2 separate regions of the Mus musculus genome follow, and region 2 is linked to region 1. Evidence: chromatin loops called from intact Hi-C (ENCODE). Cell type or tissue: heart. All regions are shown on one strand. Each heading gives the region's core, and the rest is flanking DNA. Links, peaks and the distances in the headings are about the cores only.

Region 1 (9,900 bases), core at 1,074-9,073:
ATATATGTATATGTGTATATGTGTATATGTGTATATGTGTATATGTGTATATGTGTATATGTGTATATGTGTATATGTGTATATGTGTATATGTGTATATGTGTATATGTGTATATGTGTATATGTGTATATGTGTATATATGTATGTGTATGTGTATGTGTATATGTGTATGTGTGTGTATATATATCAAACCAAATGTGGTGCCACATGCCTTTAACACTCTCACTTGGAGGCAAAGACAAGATGATCTCTGTGAGTTCTAGGCCAGTGTGGTCCAAGTAATGAGTTCCAGGACAGCCAGAGCTACATAGTGAGACCCTATCTTGAAAAAAATAATATAAAATATGAATAAAAAGACTGGAGGCACTGGGTCATACATAGCTCAGGCTGTGCCCCTTTAGTTCCTTACCAGGTACAGCTGCAAGGAGATGACAGGCCATCTTGCAGTGACAAAGGGCAGAATTTTCCTCCTTTTCCTTCTGCTGTCTGGGAATCAGAGGCAACCTGTCTACAGTACATGCTATGGGCTACTTAGTAACTACATGGGATGAGACCTTCTCTTCTGTTGCAAACCTGTGAGAGAGGAAACTGCCTCAGATTGGAACTGAGCACTATGAAGAATTCCTACCACAGTGTTTCTCCTAAATTCTTACCCAAATGGACAATCTGACTCAGAATCCCCTTTTTGCATAAAACCTTCTATTGACCTAAAGTACATAGTATTTAAAAATTGCCATCCAATCATAAAATATAAATTAAAACTAAACTTTTCAGGTGATGGGGCTGGAGAGAAGGCTCGGCTGTGAGGAGCACTTACTGCTCTTGCAGAAGACCTGAGTTTGGTTCTCAGCATCCATACTGGCTCACAACCATCTGTAACACCAGTACCAGGGGATCCAGTGCCCTCTTCTGGCCTAATACAGACATGTAGGCAAAACACTCATACACAGAAAATAAAATAAAATCTAAAATATATTAAACATCAAATTATGTGAAGAAATGTATTCTAAAAAGATAAACCAGCAAACCGAATTGCCAAGTGAATGGAAGAGAGAATCAGTAGCTTTGGGTGTGACTTGGTGGCACAGCATTTGTATAGCACGTGGAAGCCTGCATTTGGTCCCTAGCATTCCACTCAAACTAGTACAAAAGGAAAAGGAGAACTTTTACTTATTGAAACACAGTTTCTCTGTGTAGCCCTGGCTGTCCTGGAACTCCCTTTGTAGACCAGGCTGGCCTCGAACTCAGAGATCCACCTGCGTTTGCTTTTGAGTGCTGGGACTAAAGGTGTGTGCCACCATGTATGGCTGCATCTTTAATCTATACAACCCTGAATGAGTAGCCATGTTCTATTCTTAAATGTCTTCCAGCTTATTTCACTTTTCAGCTGTGAGTTTATACGATGACATCACTGCCGCTCAATGTATGACAGGAGAATACTCAAGAATATTATAATAATTTGTAGAGATTCTGGGTAGAGTGTGTGTGTGTGTGAGAGAGAGAGAGAGAGAGGGAGAGGGAGGGGGAGGGAGAGAGGGAGGGGGAGGGGAGGGGGAGGGGAGGGGTAGGGAGGGGAGGGGGAGAGATATGTTTATTGGGGAATTGGGGACTAGGGCATCAGTCCTTCTTGGCCCAGATGTTCCCATCATGACCCCCAGATGCTAAGCATAAACTGCGGGGTTTTAGTGTTCCCTCACTGGGTTTCAGTCTTGCTTTGGTCTGGCCATTCCATGATATGACACCATTTTTCCCTTTTGGAATGGCGTGGTGGTTTGAATAAGATTGCCCTCATAAGCTTATATATTTGAATATGTGGTCCTCATTGGTGGAACTTTTTGGGCTAGATTAGGAGGTGGCCTTGTTGAAGGAGGTGTGTCACTGGGGTTGGCTTTGAGGTCTCAAAAGCCCACACTATTCCCAGTGTCCTCTCTCTGCCTCCAGATTTCGGATCAAGGTGTGAGATCTGTGCTGTTCTGCTGCTAAGCCTTTGCTCCCTCATCATGGACTCTAGTCCTCTAAAACCATAAGCCCAGTAAAATTCTTTAATAAATTGCCTTGGTCTCGGTGTTTTGTCACAGCAACAGAACAGCAACAGAACGGTAATTGGGACAAATAGGAGTGTTTGTGTGTAGACATTATAGGAATTGTTTTAAAATCATGGGGATTTTTGATGTTCAACTCGATGCCTTTTTCTTGTATCATGAAGTGGACATGAGCCTGTGGAGACAAAGGAAGGAAAACTATGACTTTAAGTGATCTGCTTGTGCATCAAGTTGACAAGAGGTGGAGTTGCTCTGATTAATGCCAACCTGGAGGATCAGATTCTTCTGGGCCTGCGAAGGATTAATCTAATCATACTAGGTTAATTGTAAGACTCTTTTTTTTTTTTTTTTTTTTTTTTGGTTTTTCGAGACAGGGTTTCTCTGTATAGCTCTGACTGTCCTGGACCTCACTTTGTAGACCAGGCTGGCCTCGAACTCAGAAATCCACCTGCCTCTGCCTCCTGAGTGCTGGGATTAAAGGCGTGCGCCACCACGCCCGGCAATTGTAAGACTCTTAACTGGGCTGGCGAGATGGCTCAGCAGGTAAGAACACTGACTGCTCTTCCGAAGGTCCTGAGTTCAAGTCTCAGCAACCACATGGTGCCTCACAACCACCTGTAATGAGATCCTCTGGCACATCTGAAGACAGCTACAGTGTTCTTATGTATAATAATAAATAAATCTTTGGGCCTGAGTGAGTGACTGGAGTGAGTGGGGGCGAGCGAGCAGGGACTGAGTGAGCAGAGTTGACCAGAGTGAGCAGAGGTCCTAAAAAAAATTCAATTCCCAACAACCACATGAAGGCTCACAACCATCTGTTCAGCTATTGTACCCATATACATTAAAAAAAAATTCTTTTTTTTGTTTTTGTTTTGTTTTTTTTTTGTTTTTTTGAGATAGGGTTTCTCTGTGTTGCCCTGGCTGTCCTGGAACTCACTCTGTAGACCAGGCTGACCTCGAACTCAGAAATCCACCTGCCTCTGCCCTCCAAGTGTAAATAAATCAAAAAAAAAGAAAGAAAGAAAGAAAGAAAGAAAGAAAGAAAGAAAGAAAGAAAGAAGGAAGGAAGGAAGGAAGGAAGAAAGAAAGAAAGAAAGAAAGAAAGAAAGAAAGAAAGAAGGAAGGAAGGAAGGAAGGAAGGAAGGAAGAAAGAAAGAAAGAAAGAAAGAAAGAAAGAAAGAAAGAAAGAAAGAAAGAAAGAAACCCTTAACTGTCAGTGGCAATGTCCCTTAACTGTCAGTGGCAATGTCCCATGGGCTGGCGTCTGAGACTTAGTCAGAGGGAGACAGCTCCCTGGACACTAATGTTCATTTCCCTCTTCTTGGCTATCAGTGCAATGTTCATGACCAGCCGACCTCCTGTTCCTGCCACCATGCCCCTCTGTGCTTATGGAATCCCCCCCCCCCATCAACCAGAATAAACCCTTCCTCCTTTTTTCTTTTTCTTTCTTTTTTTTGGGGGGGGTGGGGGGGGGTTGAGACAGGGTTTCTCTGTAGCCCTGGCTGTCCTGGAACTCACTTTGTAGACCAGTCTGGCCTCAAACTCAGAAATCCACCTGCCTCTGCCTCCCCAGTGCTGGGATTAAAGGTGTGCGCCACCACGCCCAGCTAAACCCTTCCTCCTTAAAATGCTTCTTTCTGGTCAAGGACTTGCTCGTGGCAATGAGCAGAGGAACAAATATCCTCCACATTTTACATCAGTCTCAGCGTTCCTGTCTTCCTGATGTCCCCAGAATGATGCATTAAACTCTGCAAACAGCTTTTAAGATGTCTTTAGCCCACAGTGACAAACTCCTCCACATTCCTTCTACAAATCAGTCCCAAAGGATGTAAACCACGGGGTCAGGCCTATAACAGCTGCCTGCCCTCGCTTAGCAGCAGCTTCTCCATTAGTTTATTATCTTATCATTGTGATCAATACTAGATCAGAAGCAATTTAAGGGAGGAAGGGTTACTTTTGCCTTACAGTTTAAGAAAGCGAACAGTCTGTGTTGGCAGGGAAGGCAGAATGGCCGGGATACCAAGTGGCTTTTTGAGTCTATTGATCATATCGTTATATTAGTGATTTTAATCCAGTGACAATCAGGCCTCCACATAGTCCTATAGTTAGAGTGGGTCCTGTCATCTGCAGATTCCTTTTTTGCTTAAAAGCTGCTCTGATAGTAGGGCGTGGTGGCGCACGCCTTTAATCCCAGTACTCGGGAGGCAGAGGCAGGCAGATTTCTGAGTTTGAGGCCAGCCTGGTCTACAAAGCCCAGGACAGCCAGGGCTATACAGAGAAACCCTGTCTCGAAAAAACAAAAACAAAAACAAAAACAAAAACAAAAACAAAAAAAAGCTGCTCTGATGTTCTAGCCATGGGCTCCATCATGTTGCATTTTTCTCCCAGGTGAACTCTGCAAAATAGCTCAAGACATCATTCTCCTGCAATGACCAGACACCACAACACTTCTTCATACGAGATATCACGTCTGACTAACTCTGACAACCCATAAATGGCTACTCAGGAGCATTCTCAGGATCTTCCTGGACAATGTTAAGGTGTCTTGGTTTAAAATTGAGTCGGGTCTAAAGTTGGACAGTGTAAAATACATTGTGGGAAATGGCACGGGTTCTTTCTGTAGCGTTTTAAGTAGTACCTATGTCAATGCTCGCTTTGTCCAGCAGGTGGCAGCGTCTACCCTTTCTGGACCGGGTCTTCTCTCTGAAAGCGAGTTTTAGAAGCAGAGTTCCTGAGATGTACATGTACATGTATTTTTTGAAGAAATTTTCAAAGATGATGCAGCCCAGGGCGGTGTAATCAGACGTTATAAAGCTACAGGACATTTCAACATGAGACATCACAGAAACCGGATGAAACCATCCTCTTTATCATGCTGCTGAGAGTCTCCTTTTAAAGGACAGACAGATGTCCCCAAGGCTAACTGGAAAGCCCCAACAGGATGAACTTAAGCTAACCACTAGCCCAGCACCGGAGACCAATAAACAAATGTGGAAAAACACAGGTTGCTCCCACTGTGATAAAAGAATTCTGGGCTTATAAGAAATCAAGTGTTCTCTTCTGGACTCCATGAAGCAAATGTGACACTGAGCTACTTGGGCCAGAAAGATTCAGCAGAGAAAGGTGCTTGCCTCCAAATTAAACAGCTCAGGTTCTATCCCCGGGGACCCACGCTGTGGAAGGACAGAAGCAACTCCTGCAAGTTGTCCACTGACTTCCCTGTGTGAGCCTAAGCACTATATGCCCACCTCCCAAATCAATAGACAGCAAGGGAACAAGCAACATTAAAGATTACCTCTATGGAAAATAGTAACACCAGGCTATGACCAATAGTACTGCTACGGCTGCTACACTGTAGCCCTGGTTGTCCTAAATCCACACCTGGAAGCCATTTTAACTTACCTAATGGCGCATTTGAGGTGGAGAGGGGCTTATGCAGCCATCTTCTTCACAGAGACACATACAGAAAACTATGTCTTCTCCAGGTTACCTGCAGTATTTCCCTGTGGACCAGCTACCCCTCAGCAGTGGCTAAGATTCTGTAGAAAACCCAGTGAACTTACTAGGATTCTATCCAGAGCCTGGGGAGAGATTACATACAAGAGTGTGGTCCATCGCAGAGCAGCTGCATCACTGGAAAGTCTTCCCAGCATAAGTGACAACTTCCCCACAGCTGCCCCCTCAATCTTGTGTCCTGTGTTTACTCAGGCTCCTCCAGAGAGCAGTGGCGTTTCCTGCAGTTAGGGCAGAGTCACGTGGCAGATGGCCATTTCCACAAGCCAGTAAAATACCTAAGGGTATTCTAAACACTTTTACCCACAGATAATGCAGCTCATCCCTCACCATAGCAGCTTTTTTCCTAAACAGATGGCAACTGTGACAGAGGTCCAGAGCTGGTCTATGTATGTGCAGAGGTTGTATATACAGGGAGAGCAGGGTCTCATCATGTAGACCTGACTAGCCTCAAACCCATAGAGGTCCACCTACCTCTGTTTCATGGGTACAGGGATTAAAGGCATGGCCGCCACACCTGGTCATAGAATACACTTTTAATTTAATTTTGCATTTCATACTATGCTGAAGACTGAACAGTGGCTTTGAGCATATGGAAAGTAGCTTCCCTGATGGTAAGTCCCCAGGTCCCTGTAAAGACTTTACAGTTGGTTTCATTTTGTTATGCTACAAAATGACTTAAACCGACTTTTCTAGGCTGCATGTCCTGACTAGTCTATGTTGCTATGGTTATTTTATGCCGCTGACGCTCTGGGTCCCTTTGTCTGCGTGGAACGAGTCTCTGGGGCAGGTGGGCAAGGTGTTGGCAGGTGACAGACAGACCAACACACAAGATTGTGTAGAATATGAATGTATTTTGTCAGGTCGAGCATCAAACTTTTTATACCGAAGAAATAACAAGAAACCAGGCAAAATACAATCCACCAAGTTACAGTGACCCAATACATAAGGAATGTATACATCAAAAGAAGGCGGGGACCAGGCTGCTGCCGAAAAGAAGGGAGCCAGGTGTAAACTGGTCTATTGTTAAACCCACCACCAGGGGTTCTGCACTAGCAGACCTTTTCAAGAATACTGCAATACCCCAACACCCTATGTCCTGGGTCTACAGAAGAATTTACCAACTTGCTTCTAATATGAAGCTTGCAATACCTAGCTGTAGAGAAGATCCCTGTCTCAGTGGGATTCCCTAGCTCTAATATGGTATTCCCTTTTCTACTGTCCTTAGTAAATATTTTTGCAGACCAGCTCTGAGCTACTGGCTCCGTCTTTTGTAATGCTTAATTAGTTACTGAATAGGTAACTTCCTTTCTGCATTCCTGCGGAATTCCAAGCTCCTTGGCTTCTGGGACCTTGGAACAATTGGGAGACTTAACTATATCAGAATTTAAACTTAAAAGGCATTTATAATAAAATATTAAAAGAGAGCTCTTAGTTCCATACACCAGACTAACGCGGGAATAGGGTATGAGTATATGGGTAAATGAGAACGCCAAAGCTCCAGGAGGTGAGTTTCCGTGAAACTCTTCCTCGTGGGTGCTTACAGACTTTCCAGCCTGTCAAGCAGACTTGACCGGAGTGCGTGGCAAGTTTATTTCTTACCATGTGGGGGAAGTATAAGTACCTGATGGCATGCAAACCCTCGCATAACTATACATTTGTCTTAGATATAAAGCACACAACTCATTCTTTTGACGATTTATAATTTTCTGGCAGGGTCAGGATTGAACCCCAGAGCTTTACACACGTCAGGCAAACATTCTATCAGTGAGCTACCTACCCAGCCCCACTCCCCATAATCTCAATTTTCCAGACATCCCATCTTATAGATTAGTTTCACTGAATATTAGCTTTATCTGTTGCTGCTACTAGACATTTCTGTTCTAACTTTCTCAATGTGCGAGTGTTTATATTTCAATAGAAGAAAACTGGCTGAACTTGTATTTATGTGTACTTCGCTCTAGACATAATCTTACCCTAATTCTCTAGAATCATTGTGTCCATCATCCAAGCAGACACGGAGCTCTAGAAAGCTAGTGACAAATGAAATGAAAAATGAAGCAGCCTTTTGGCATTTGCAGATTAGCTAAATAAAAAGGGAAGTCACAGATTCACGGGTACACTAGCTAATTCAACCTGAAATACAAGTTTAAAAAAGGGGAGGGGGCTTTCAGGATTGAAAGCTAATAGGTAGGATGTCATTAGGCAAAATTAGGGACTATCATCATGGCTTCTCTGTTCTATAGCCCAGCTCTGCCTGATTACAAACCCAGAGAAAATCAATTACCTCAGCTGAGGACCACAAGGCTACTGTCTCCATCAGCAGCCCTGACAGATGTCTCCTGGTGTCCTCTCTTTGCCCATCCCTGAGGGACTGCGATGCCTGATGCCCTTTCTGCTGCAAAGTTACCACGGGATGCCACCATGTGCAGAGAGAAGTGAGGTTCCTGAAGCCACTCCCACTCTGCTTTCTTATGCCTTCCAGGACCACCTGCCCAGGGGTGTCATGTCCCCCTTCCCATAGAATTAGTCCTTTCTTGTCAATCACTAATTAAGACAACGTCCCACAGACTTGCCTATGGGTCAGTCTTTTTTGTTGTTGTTGGGTTTTTTTGTTTGTTTGTTTGTTTTTGAGACAGGGTTTCTCTGTATAGCCCTGGCTGTCCTGGAACTCACTTTGTAGACCAGGCTGGCCTCGAACTCAGAAATCCACCTGCCTCTGCCTCCCGTGTGCTGGGATTAAAGGTGTGCGCCACCACTGCCTGGCTGCCTATGGGCCAGTCTCCTGATTCCTCAGTTATGGCTCCCTCTTCCCAGATGTGTCCTTTTTGTGTCAAGTTGACAAAAACAAAAACAAAACAAAACCATCACAATTGATCCCTTGTCAACTTGACACAGAAACATATCATCTATTAAGCCATAACCTCTCTTCTCTTGTTCCTCCTCAAGGTCTCATATTAATGCCAACACCACAATATAAAACACTACAACTTTTTAAAAAAAAAATCCCATAATCTTTAAAGATCCAAACTCTTTAAAGGTCCAGTCTTTCAAAAATATTCAAAGTACCTTTCAGAGTTCATAGTCTCTCTAAAATATCCAAAGTCTCTTTAATATTCCAAAGTCTCTTAAAACATCCAAGGTGAAGCCGGCGCGTGGTGGCCACGCCTTTAATCCCAGCACTCGGGAGGCAGAGGCAGGCGGATTTCTGAGTTCGAGGCCAGCCTGGTCTACAGAGTGAGTTCCAGGACAGCCAGGGCTACACAGAGAAACCCTGTCTTGAAAAAAGCCAAAAAAAAAAAAAAAAAAAAAGCATTCAAAGTGTCATAACTGTGGGTTCCTGTTAAATAAAGTAACAAGTTGAATACTTTTTATTCCAGGAGGAAAAGACCAGGACACAGACAATTCAATCAAAGAGAACCAAGCCTCGGTAGTATAACAGTGGTTGGCATCTAGAACCCACTTAGATCCTCTGGCCTTCAGGGAGCCTGGGCTACTAGCTTCAGCTCTACCCGCCCCCTCACCCCAGTACACAGACCTTATTTTCCAGGCTCCAGCCCTGAAACTTTCTTTTTTTTAAATTAATTTACTTTTATTGTGTATAATAGAGGTGTGTGTGTGTGTGTGTGTGTGTGTGCGCGCACATTACATCTATGGAGGTCAAAGGGCACCTTTATGGAGTTGGTTCTCTTCTTCCTCCTTCACATGAATTCCAAGGTCCAAACTCAGGTCACCAGGCTTCAGTGTCCCCGCCCTTTAGTCCCTCAGCCATCTTCTCAGTTTCTGAAAACTTTATTTTGATTTATGTTTTATTATTGAAGTTTCAAAAGCATGGCCAGAGGGCATCATTGTTAAAGCATGCAATCTTTTCTCTGAGGTTTGGTTTCTTTGTGTGTGTGTATATAAATTTTCCTCCGTTTTCATTTATTGTTAAGGACTTGAATTCCTTTAGTTTTTAATAGCATTAATATTAGATTGCCAAAAGATATTCCATGAGACTGTTGTAGAATTAAGAGTTAAAAGATTCCGCCGGGCGTGGTGGCGCACGCCTTTAATCCCAGCACTTGGGAGGCAGAGGCAGGTGGATTTCTGAGTTCGAGGCCAGCCTGGTCTACAAAGTGAGTTCCAGGACAGCTAGGGCTATACAGAGAAACCCTGTCTCGAAAAACCAAAAAAAAAAAAAAAAAAAAAAAAAAAAAAAAAAAAAAAAAAAAAAAGAGTTAAAAGATTCCTATTGCACCAGATAGTTCTGTGCAGAGTTGGGGAGATGGATTCGCTGATAATTTACTGTGTCTTTCATGCAAGAGTCTTTACTGTAGTCATGGCGGTCATTCCCACAGCACT
Region 2 (9,900 bases), core at 962-8,961, 53 kb after region 1:
CACCCAGGACTCCAGTCAGGCAAGTGATGAGTCCAAAGATGAGACTAGGGGTGGGGTAGAGGCATGGGAGCTATTCCTTCTGCAAGGTCCCCTGACCCAGAGAGGGCAGTCCATCCCACCTGCCCTCGACCCGAATCCCTACAGCACAGAACTCCAGGCCCATGTGTTAACCTCATCACATGATTTCTTAGAGGCTCCTAAGAGTGAAGGTAGCGGGTACAGTCAGGATTTACACTCTCCTGGCCTGAGTGTGAACTCCCTTCACGAGCCCCCTACGTGCAGTCACCCACCCAGCCCCTCACAAGTACCTGTCAGAGGAAGAGCATGAATCTCCAGGGAGACAGGGCGGAGTCTCTCCCAGAACAACCCGGGAGCGCAGCAGGAACGCTGGGGCCCAGAGAGCCAGGGAGCCCGTGACAAAGGCCACAGAGGTGAAGCCAAGGGAAGACAGGACGAAACTAGGACTGCAGACATTGAGAGGAAGTCAGACCCCACAGCCGTGTCCTCCTCTCCCTCCCTTAGTCTATTGTCAGACGGTGGATGTGGTCTGTGCCTGCATCCCTGGCCCTAGATACATGGTCTCCTAGCAGGACAGAACACTTGGCCCTGCTGAGCCTCAGAGATGGAAAGGGTGAACTCACTTTCGTGCCAGTGCCTTCAGATCTGCCCACCAAGAGGTGGGGCTCAGGGGTGGTGAACCTGAGTGGCGCTCCACGGCTCCTCTTGGGGGCTCCTGGACCACCAGGAACAGCAGCAGGACAGCCAGCACTCCTAGACCTGGTGTCACCTGGGAAAAGTGCAAGCTTTGGGACACGGGCAGGGGTACACTGATTGAGGGGTGTGAACTTAGCTCCCAACGGCTTAAGCATCCATAAGTTCTGAGACGCTGGGGTTGAGGGCTTCAGAGGGTTTGCCTCTGGGGACATCCTAATTTTATAAGCCTGACATTGCTGCTTCTTTGGTGGGTGACAGGACCCTGATTGTTCTGGGGACCCCTACCCAAGTTCTCACTTCGAATGGTTCAAATTAGATCTAAGACCTAACCAAAAGGAAGGTTAATCTCTAGCCCTCAGTAACTGAGTATGTAACGGGCACGTGACCCAGTCACGTGACCCAGGATCATCCAATCAGATACCATCATCTCATGACTAGAGTTCGGGGATCTGAGGTACCCAAGTTGTTCGGCTGAAAGGTGATCACTTGGGACTCCTGGACGCATGAGGATAAAGTCAACACAGGGGAAGGGAAAGCTGAAATAAAACTGAGTGAGTCCAGGGACGGCACGGGAGTCCCAGCTCAGCTTCACTCAGAGCCTTACAGCAGGGCTGCTGTCACCTGCAAGCGGAACTTCTGGCTCCCTGTTGAGGACCAGGCTTGCTACAGGCTCAGCGGAGCAAGCACTGCCACAAAAAACTGACGGAGTACACAAGACTAGCGACCTGGCTTAGTGAGTAAAGAGCCAAGCCAGATGATCCAAGTTCCATCTCCAGGACCCTCGAGTCAAGGAGAAAAATCAAACTTCCCAAAGTTGACCATCAGGCGCACACACACACACACACACACACACACACACACACACATTTTAGGAGAGTTAAAGGGCATATCTCAAGGTTAGAGGGAGATCCTTAAGAATGCGGCTGGCTCCCCACACTATCATCAGACTCACCCGTAGAGCCCAGTGCCAGTCTCCAGCCACGTCTTTCACTTTGGAGCCAGCAATGTAACCTAGACCACTGTGGGAAGGGAGGCAAGGGGAACACGCAGTCAGTGAGACGCCCACCAAACCCTTGCCCCACGTCAGGCCGGCGGCCCACTCACCTGCCCACAGGGATGGCAAAGTAGAAGATACTGAGCATCCGACTCCGCTGGTCTGCCACGAAGAGGTCGGCGATCAGGGTGGGCGCAATGGTGGAGTAACTGGCCTCCCCGACCCCCACCAGGCCCCGGGTCAGGAGAAGCAGCCAGAAATGCTAGGGAAGGAGACATGGGGGGAGGTGGCACCCCACCCTGGAGCCAGCCTCCCAGGAGACCTCTCCAGCTAGTGCTGGAGAAACGGCAGAGGCAGTGAGGGAGGCCTGGGTTTGGAGTCACACAGACCTGGCTGGAATCCTGGCTCCATTTACTAGCTGTGACTTTGAGAAAATAGCTTAACCTCTCTGAGCCTCACTTTCCTCATCTGTAAAAGGGGAACAACAACCGTTTGTTCACAACACTGTGAGGACTTTGCACTCAAGAGGTGCAAAATAAATCTACCTTCCCTCCCACCTAAGACCACCCAATGATGAATACTGAACTTAGCTGGGGATAATCTGCTTACCAAAGATACCTGGAGCTAAGGAAGGCTACATGACCGCCTGAGGGCACTAGGGCCTGGGGCTGGGGGCAGCAGATAGGGGAAGGTTTCAAAGTCACAACAAAAGCATTAGCCAGAGAAACTGCAACATGCGGTATCATGTGTTTTCAGAGTTTTTTTGGAAGGGAGAAGTGGGTCACTGTGTCAGAGGCTCCCCTGAGATCTACCAAGAATGGGGCCTCATGAAGCAACCAGGAGAACATGTGTCCACAGAGCCAACCGAGCAACAGGGGCAGCACATGGGGATGGGTGAGCTGAGGAAGTGCAGGCCAGGTGACAGCTGACCCCGGCTGCCCTCTCACCCACACTAGCACCAGGCTCAGGAGGAACCCAACACCAGGAAGGGAGAGGACAATGGCTGTCTGCACAGAGATCAGAGGGGGAAGGAAAACCCGTGTGCCCGGGTGTGCAGGGAGACAGCTGGGGGACAAGCCATGTGGCGAGTGGAAGAAGGTTCTAGAAGAAAAGGGAACAGGGTAGAGTGGGCAGGGTAATGTGGGCAATGGAAGATGGCACAGATCAAGGAGGTTCCCCGACTCTCAATCCAAAATGACTGCAGAGAACAACAGCAAATACTGATGGGAAGTGGGGAGGGAGTTCAGGGCCTCACCTCTCTGGGGATGAAGGATGATCCCAGTGTCACCAGGGACCAGAAGGCAATGCCCCCGCACATGAGGTACTTTCGATTGTACCTGTCACCCAGGTAGCCAAACACTGGTGCCAACACCATGTAACTGGAGATGAACACTGGGGGGAAGCAGAGAGTCACAGCCCAGTCCAGGTCCCTCAGCAACCCCCTAACACACACACACTCCTCTAGTTAGAGAGCAAAGTACAAAACTGCCTAACCAGCGATTTGCCACCCTCCTCCTCACTGATGTCGCACCATCCCCAGCCCAGCCCTGTAGCCCATCAGGGCCAGAGGGATGATCCAGGCCCAAGGTCACGACTTTCCAAAACTTCCTTTATAGAATGGATCATCAGTCCCTCCCTTCTACCCAGCCTGAAACCAAATCCACCCCTTACACCCTCTACAATGTCCGATCTAACCCACCTCCTTCCTTTCCCCCTTCTCTGCATCTTCAAGGCAACTGCCAAGACCACACACATTAGGGTTCAGCACCCACATCCCGTCTATCTGGGACATTTTCATTTCTCTCCCGAGCGTCACAAAAACCCAACTGCTTCAAATTCTAACTCAGACACAACCAGATTGTCATTTTCTTTTCTTTTCCTTCTGGGGTTGGGGAGGAGAGAAAGTCTCACTGTGTACATAAGGCTGCCTAAGCTCACAGCAACCCTCCAGCCTTTTGCCTCCCAAGTGCTGGGATTAAAGGAGTGTGCCAACACACCTGGCTCTACCCTTCTTTTACAAAAGCCTTATCCATCTGAAAAATTATTCCATTTTAATTAACCCCCTCAGGCACAGCAGGGTGTCAGCTCCTGGGTGGGCCAGGTCTGCATCTCCTTTAATTCATAACCTAGCATAAAACACGTGTCCAATGAACGAGTGTTGAATCCACACCATGTGGACCTTTGACCTCGTTCTCTTTTCTGCACACTTAATGCTTCTACCCAGTTCCTCTCTGGCCTGGAGTAGGAAAAACAAATACTTGAAAACCTTGTTTCAAATTCTCATTCACCTCTTTGCTTATGTGACCCTGGGCAAATCTTAGCTCTTCTGATAAAAATACAGGTAGCTCTCCCAGTACAAATAGGAAAGGCAATGAATGCTACTCCTCAGCTGACAGAACTATAGGCAAGAATACCTGGCCAACGTCCTTGTAGGGCCCCTACCACTTCTAGGGCGCACTACTAGGACCTAGCACATAATAGGCTCTCAGAAATGGAGACTTTCCCCCCACAGCAGTGCCAAGCACTCCTGCCATTGTATCCTGGTGCCCACTATGTGCCACACACAAGGCATGACCTAGTCCTCACACCAGTCTAAAGAACTAGCCCATTTTATTACTAGCTTCATTCTACAGACCAGAAAAATGAGGCTTAAAGTGGATGAGTGTGTTGCCTACCGACTCATAATAACTAGCTGGCTCCCTCTGTGCGATGTCCCAGCTCAAGTGGACAGCCCAAGAGCAGCCACGGCCATTGCCTCCAAGAGCCCTGGCCACTAAAGCTTCACTAGGCAAACCTGCATGTATGTAGGCCTACTTGAGGCAATTAAGAACGAGGGGTTGTGTGGGCAGTAGCCTCACTCACCAGTCTGGATGAGGCCAGTACTACCATCTCCGATGTTAAAGAACTGCTCGATGTCTGTAAGAACCCCTGGAAAGAAAAAACAAAGAATGAGCGCCAAGAGGCGACCCTATCCTGGGGAACTTCTCCCTTGCCTATATCCCTTCTTCGGAGCATCAGTGCGTACCTGCCACGGTGAAGCGGTCCATGTAGTTCAGGAGGTTAATGTAGCACAGAACCACCACTATGAGGGTCGAATGGCCCCGAGATAAGCCAGTGATGCGCTGTAGCCCCTCACAGTCTGGGACCTCGAGTTCCCCGGACTTTGGATTCCCCATGGGTCCTGGCAACCCCGGATGGCCGGGCGCTGGCCCGTCATCAGGATCATCTGCTTGGCTGAGGAAGGGCGCCGTGTCGGACCCGGCCATGGTCCCTGGGGAATCGCAACCGCCCACGCTTCGGTCCTACCTCCGACGGAAGGAGGTTGGAGAGAGGACTGCGAGAAGACTTGCCCACTATCGCCTAGGAGCGTGGTCCGATGCACAGTGCACCACTGCGAAAAGCCCTGGGCTTCGTCATTCCCTCTGGTTCCGACAGAGGAGAGCACACAGGAGGTGCAGGTGACGCTGGGACAGGAGCAGGAAGACCAGGACCCAGTCCCTCTTCTCACGCTGACGCACTCCAAAGCCCGGGAAGGAGCGCGCCACACTCGCTGTTGCTCAGTCCAAGCTCAGCAACACAACTGCCGCCATGTTGCCCAAGAGCAGGTCATGTGACACCGGAGCCCTACCGGAGAAAGTCACCCGGTGCAAGGATTGAACACGTGACCTGCCACCGCCTACGGAAGCCTCCAGGGTTTCTAGGGCTCCTCCGCTATGGTAACCCGACGCTCGTTCCTACTTCCACCAGTAGCCTCCAGGGGGCCTCGCAAGCTGGTGTAATCAATCGCCTAGATGGAATACCCATTTATCCGATTTCACGAGATAGTGGATTATTTGGAAATATTACATCTCTACAGATGCTAGTGAGTTGTTTCCTCTTTTCTTCTTCAGTGACTGGCTGATGGCTTCATTGCTCAGTAATTGTTGGATGAATAGCGGCGAGCAGCTGCCTCCTTTTGTTTACCAATCATGAGCTTTCACTGTGGACATTTAGATTCCTATAGAGTCGGGCGTAGTAGCGCATACCTTTAGTCCCAGGAGAAGGCAGAAGGACGGAGATCTTTGCAATTTCAAGGACAGCCTGGTTTACATAGCGAGTTCCAGGTCAGCCAGGGCTACATACTGAGTGAGACCCTGCCTCCAAGAAAAGATGCTAGAGTTTAGGAGGAAGAGGATGTTTTGTCTATGGCCTCGAGTTTTTCTCCAACCAAGACTAGTGTCCTCGCGCCCTCTGGTGTCTCTCCTGGAGGACAGGCGGAGGCTCAGAACCAATGAACTGCAATGTACCCTGCACCAAAAAATGGCATATGGCTCTAATCCCAGCACTAAAGAGACAGAGGCAGCCGATCTCTGTGGTCGAGGCTAGCCTGGTTTACTGAGCAAGTTCCCGGGTGACCAGGGCTACACGGAGGAACCTTATCATAAACCAACAACAACAAACTCAATCTGGCTGGTGGCACATGCCTTTAATACCTTTAGTCTTGAAAACAAAACATACAAAAAAAAAATCCCACTAGGTGTGGCAGTGAATTAAACAAACCTTTTATCTCAGCACCCACGGAGCAGAGGCTTTTTTTTTTTTGGCTTGTTTTTTCATTTTTCTTTCTTTTATTTCCAAGGTTTCTCTGTATGTCTGACTGTCCTGGAATTCCCTTTTTTGACCAGTGTGGCCACCAATTCACAGGCATCCACCTGCCTTTGCCTTCAGAAGGCTGGGATTAAAGGTGTTCCATGGCGAACCGTCTCAGGTTGCTAGTTTTCCTTAATATACATACATTCTGAATGCAAAATACTATGATTCTATGAAAATACTGTTTTGTGATCCCACTTCCAGAACTGGGATGTAGTTCAGTTGATAGTAAATACTGCCAAGCATTCCTGAAACCCTGGGCTCAAGTCCCCAGTACCTCATTCACCCAGCCCGTTGCAAAAGGTAGAAGGAGGAGAATTGGAAGTTCAAAGTGGTCCTTGATACATAGCAATAGTTAACTTTAATGTGGCTTTGGGTACATAAGACCCAGTCTCGACAAAACAAAAAACAAAACAAAACAAAACAAAAAATTAAAGATTCCTCTTGGGGCTGGAGATGGCTCAGTGGTTAAGAACACTGACTGTTCTTTCAGAGGTCCTGAGTTCAAATCCCACATAGTGGCTCACAACCATTGGATCCAATGCCCTACTCTAGTGTATCTGAAGAGAGCGACAGTGTATCCATATACAGAAAATAAATCTTTTTTTTTTAATATCCCTCTCAGCACAGCAGAGGAAGAGGCAGATAAAAGTTTGAGGATTTGAAGACTGGACTGTATTGAGTCTTAAGTCAGCCTGGACTAGATAATGATGAGATACAGAGACAGAGAAAGAAAGAGAGAGAGAAAGAGAAAGTTAGAGAGAGAGAGAGATTGAGAGTTCGAAAATAGGTAAGGGCCAGCAAGGTGGCTCAGAGGATAAAATACTTGGTACCAATACTGACAATCTGAGTTCTGTCCCTATCCAAATGGCAGAAGAGGATTGCCTGCCACAAGCTGTCCTCTACCTCACACATGTGCCATGACATGCACACAAAATAAAAACGTAATAAAAGATTAAAAACGTAAAACACTGTGAGATGAAAGAAACGTGACATAATAGGTTGCCTACTGCATTACTCAATTCAAATGAAAACCTAGTGTCTGGACACACGCACCAGGCATCCCACATGCTCAGGAGGCAAGTGGGTCACTTGAACCCAGAAAACTGACTCTATCTGGGCTATCTAATGAGTCTCTATCTCAAAAAAAATTTTTTTTTTAAATCATGTTGGCATTTGAGAAAAGCTGAGTCCGTGGCAGATGGATTGAAGGTTAGGAGGGGAGCAGTGAGCATGAAGGGATTTACAGAGATCTGCCTGCCTCCCTCTGCCTCCAGAATGCTGGGATTAAAGGTGTCAGCCACCCCTCTCAGGTTGCTTGTTTACCTTAATGTACATACAATCTGAATACAAATTACAATAATTCTATAATTTAGAAAGTACTGCTTTTACTAGACTACAGGTGGGGCACGGGATGGAGAGGAACAGAAAGGCTCCGGTCTGAGAACAAACTGAAGTTGGAAGCTACTGGGCTATACAGATCAAAACCCCATCAAAAGGTGTGGAGTTCAGGCGTGGTGTAGATAAGGAAGACGAAGCAAATTTCAAGGTGAAGCTTGCAGGGCTACGGATGCATGGCGCTTTCGGTCCCCATCCCTAGCATCACAAAGCAAAGTATGAAGCCTGGCTGGAACATAGCTCAGTGGCAGAGCACCTGTGCAACCTGAATGAGGGCCCGGTTTTCACCCTCAGCACAAAAAGGGGACAACGGTGACACATTGTTTCTGGCTCATTCACTAAGATGGGTGACAGTGGGGTTCTCTGAGACATGAAATTTATTCCTTCAGTAGACTTTGGGAGGCAATGACCGTATATGATCATGAACCAGGAACTAGACATCATTGATAAGAACAAGACAGTGTTTGCTGGGCACTTACAAACGGATGGGAAAGCAAGAAACAGGCAATCAGGCAGAGGTGGAGGCAGCTAGAGCCTTGCTTCAGGCTAAGGTGGGACAGTAAAAACGATGTGACCAGCTCTGCAGAAGCTTTCGGGAAGAACCGACCTCTGTGTTAGAAAGTGTTGCTGCTGTGGAGCTGAAAATTGCAAAGGGACATAAGGAAAGGTAAAACAGTCCCTGTGGAGGCGCACGTCTGCAATCCCAGCGCCTGGGAGGCTGAGGCTAGCCTGGTTACACGCATGAACCACCGCCAAGTATGCTCAACAGAAATTAGCATCCCAGGCTCCTCCTCAGAGCTTCTGCACCTGGTCCTCACTTCTGCAATCACATGATCCAGTACACACACACACACACACAAACACACACACACACACACACACACACACACGCACACACACATTTTATGAGTATGTGTGTTTTGTCTGCATGTATGTATATGCCCGGTGCCCCCCAGAAGTCTGAAGGTGATGTGGAATCCCTTGGAACTGAAGTTAACAAGTGGTGCCACCATGAGGGTGCTGGGAACTGAACCTGGGTCCTCTGCAAGTGCTCTGAACCTCTAATCTCTCCAGCTCCCTACCCACTTTCTTTTTTTTTTGTTTTTGGGTTTTTGTTTGTTTGTTTGTTTTTTGTTTTTTGAGACAGGGTTTCTCTGTATAGCCATGGCTGTCCTGGAACTCACTTTGTAGACCAGGTTGACCTCAAACTCAGAAATCTGCCTGCCTCTGCCTCCCGAGTGCTGGGATTAAAGGTGTGTACCAGCACAGCAGGCCCTTCCAGGCTTTTTGTTTGTTTGTTTATTTTTTTGTTTTTTTGAGACAAGGTTTCTCTGTATAACTCTGGCTGTCCTGGAACTCACTTTGTAGACCAGGCTGGCCTCAAACTCAGAAATCTGCCTGCCTCTGCCTCCCGAGTGCTGGGATTAAAGGTGTGCACCACCACTGCCGGGCCTGGCCCTTCCATTTTTAAAAAATGATAATTTGTGTTTATATCTGTGTGAGTACATGCCACGTGTGTACAAATGTCTGGAGAACCTGGAAGAGGGCACTGGATCCCCTGGGCAGTTTCAGGCAGATGTGAACTGCCTCATGTGGGTGCCGAGAACTAAGCTCTGGTCCTCTGCAGCAACTACTCTGTGCCACTGAGCCATCTCTCCAGTGGTTTCCAAGGACCCCAGGACACTATATACACACTCAAGTGTGTCAACCTCATGAATTCTGAGTCTCAGGTCCAGCCCACTTGTATGGAAATCTGACTCTGCAGTGGGTGATGGTAGCAGGGTTATCTCATTAAGCGTTAGTTTCTCTGTAATATTTCTGCTTCATTGTGGGGCTCTGAGGAGTGAGATCATAGGAAATGCCACCTTGTCCTGAGACGCTGAGTAAATGTTCATTAAAGTTTCAAAAGAATACTATTTGTTAAGTACAAGGGGAAATTGGAGGAATCTAAACCTTCAAGCTAAGGAGTCAAAGGTCCAACCACACAGTTTAACAACCCTACAGAATTCAACAAGCCAGGGATTGGCCCTAAAGCGGGGAAAGCACAGAACTGCTGAGCTATGCCTTCAGCCCAGCGTTTTATTTTCGAGACAGGGTTTCAGTGCACTGGACAAACTGGCCTTGAACTCACTCTAGCCCAGGCAGGCCCTGCCTCAGCCTACTGA

The links. Peaks named below come from ENCODE experiments on the same cell type or tissue, not always from the same donor. Only the 100,000 strongest peaks of a DNase experiment are listed, where the experiment ranks them.
Region 2: a loop joins it to region 1, with 9 times the contacts of the local background. A loop is called at or near these places in 32 of 42 quality-filtered maps.

The regions. Positions count from the first base shown.
Region 1 is chr7:126,319,225-126,329,124 of GRCm38, forward strand. No RefSeq gene overlaps it. Among named protein-coding and RNA genes, the nearest start is that of Gm30928, 28 kb to the right of the region's middle. In heart, for the core only: a CTCF peak has its summit at 4,703 (motif pointing right); no DNase peak of the experiment used is centred there; H3K27ac peaks cover 540 bases; H3K27me3 peaks cover 916 bases.
Region 2 is chr7:126,372,104-126,382,003 of GRCm38, forward strand. It overlaps Spns1 (spinster homolog 1), which reads right to left and starts at 5,831. Exons shown (of 12, transcript NM_023712.3): 1 at 4,734-5,831; 2 at 4,571-4,636; 3 at 2,964-3,100; 4 at 1,819-1,970; 5 at 1,667-1,733; 6 at 642-787; 7 at 309-464; 8 at 1-44. The coding sequence starts at 4,974. In heart, for the core only: CTCF peaks have their summits at 3,082 (motif pointing right), 5,450 (motif pointing right), 5,651 and 5,958 (motif pointing left); DNase peaks (open chromatin) are centred at 5,368 and 5,948; H3K4me3 peaks cover 2,331 bases; H3K27ac peaks cover 1,431 bases.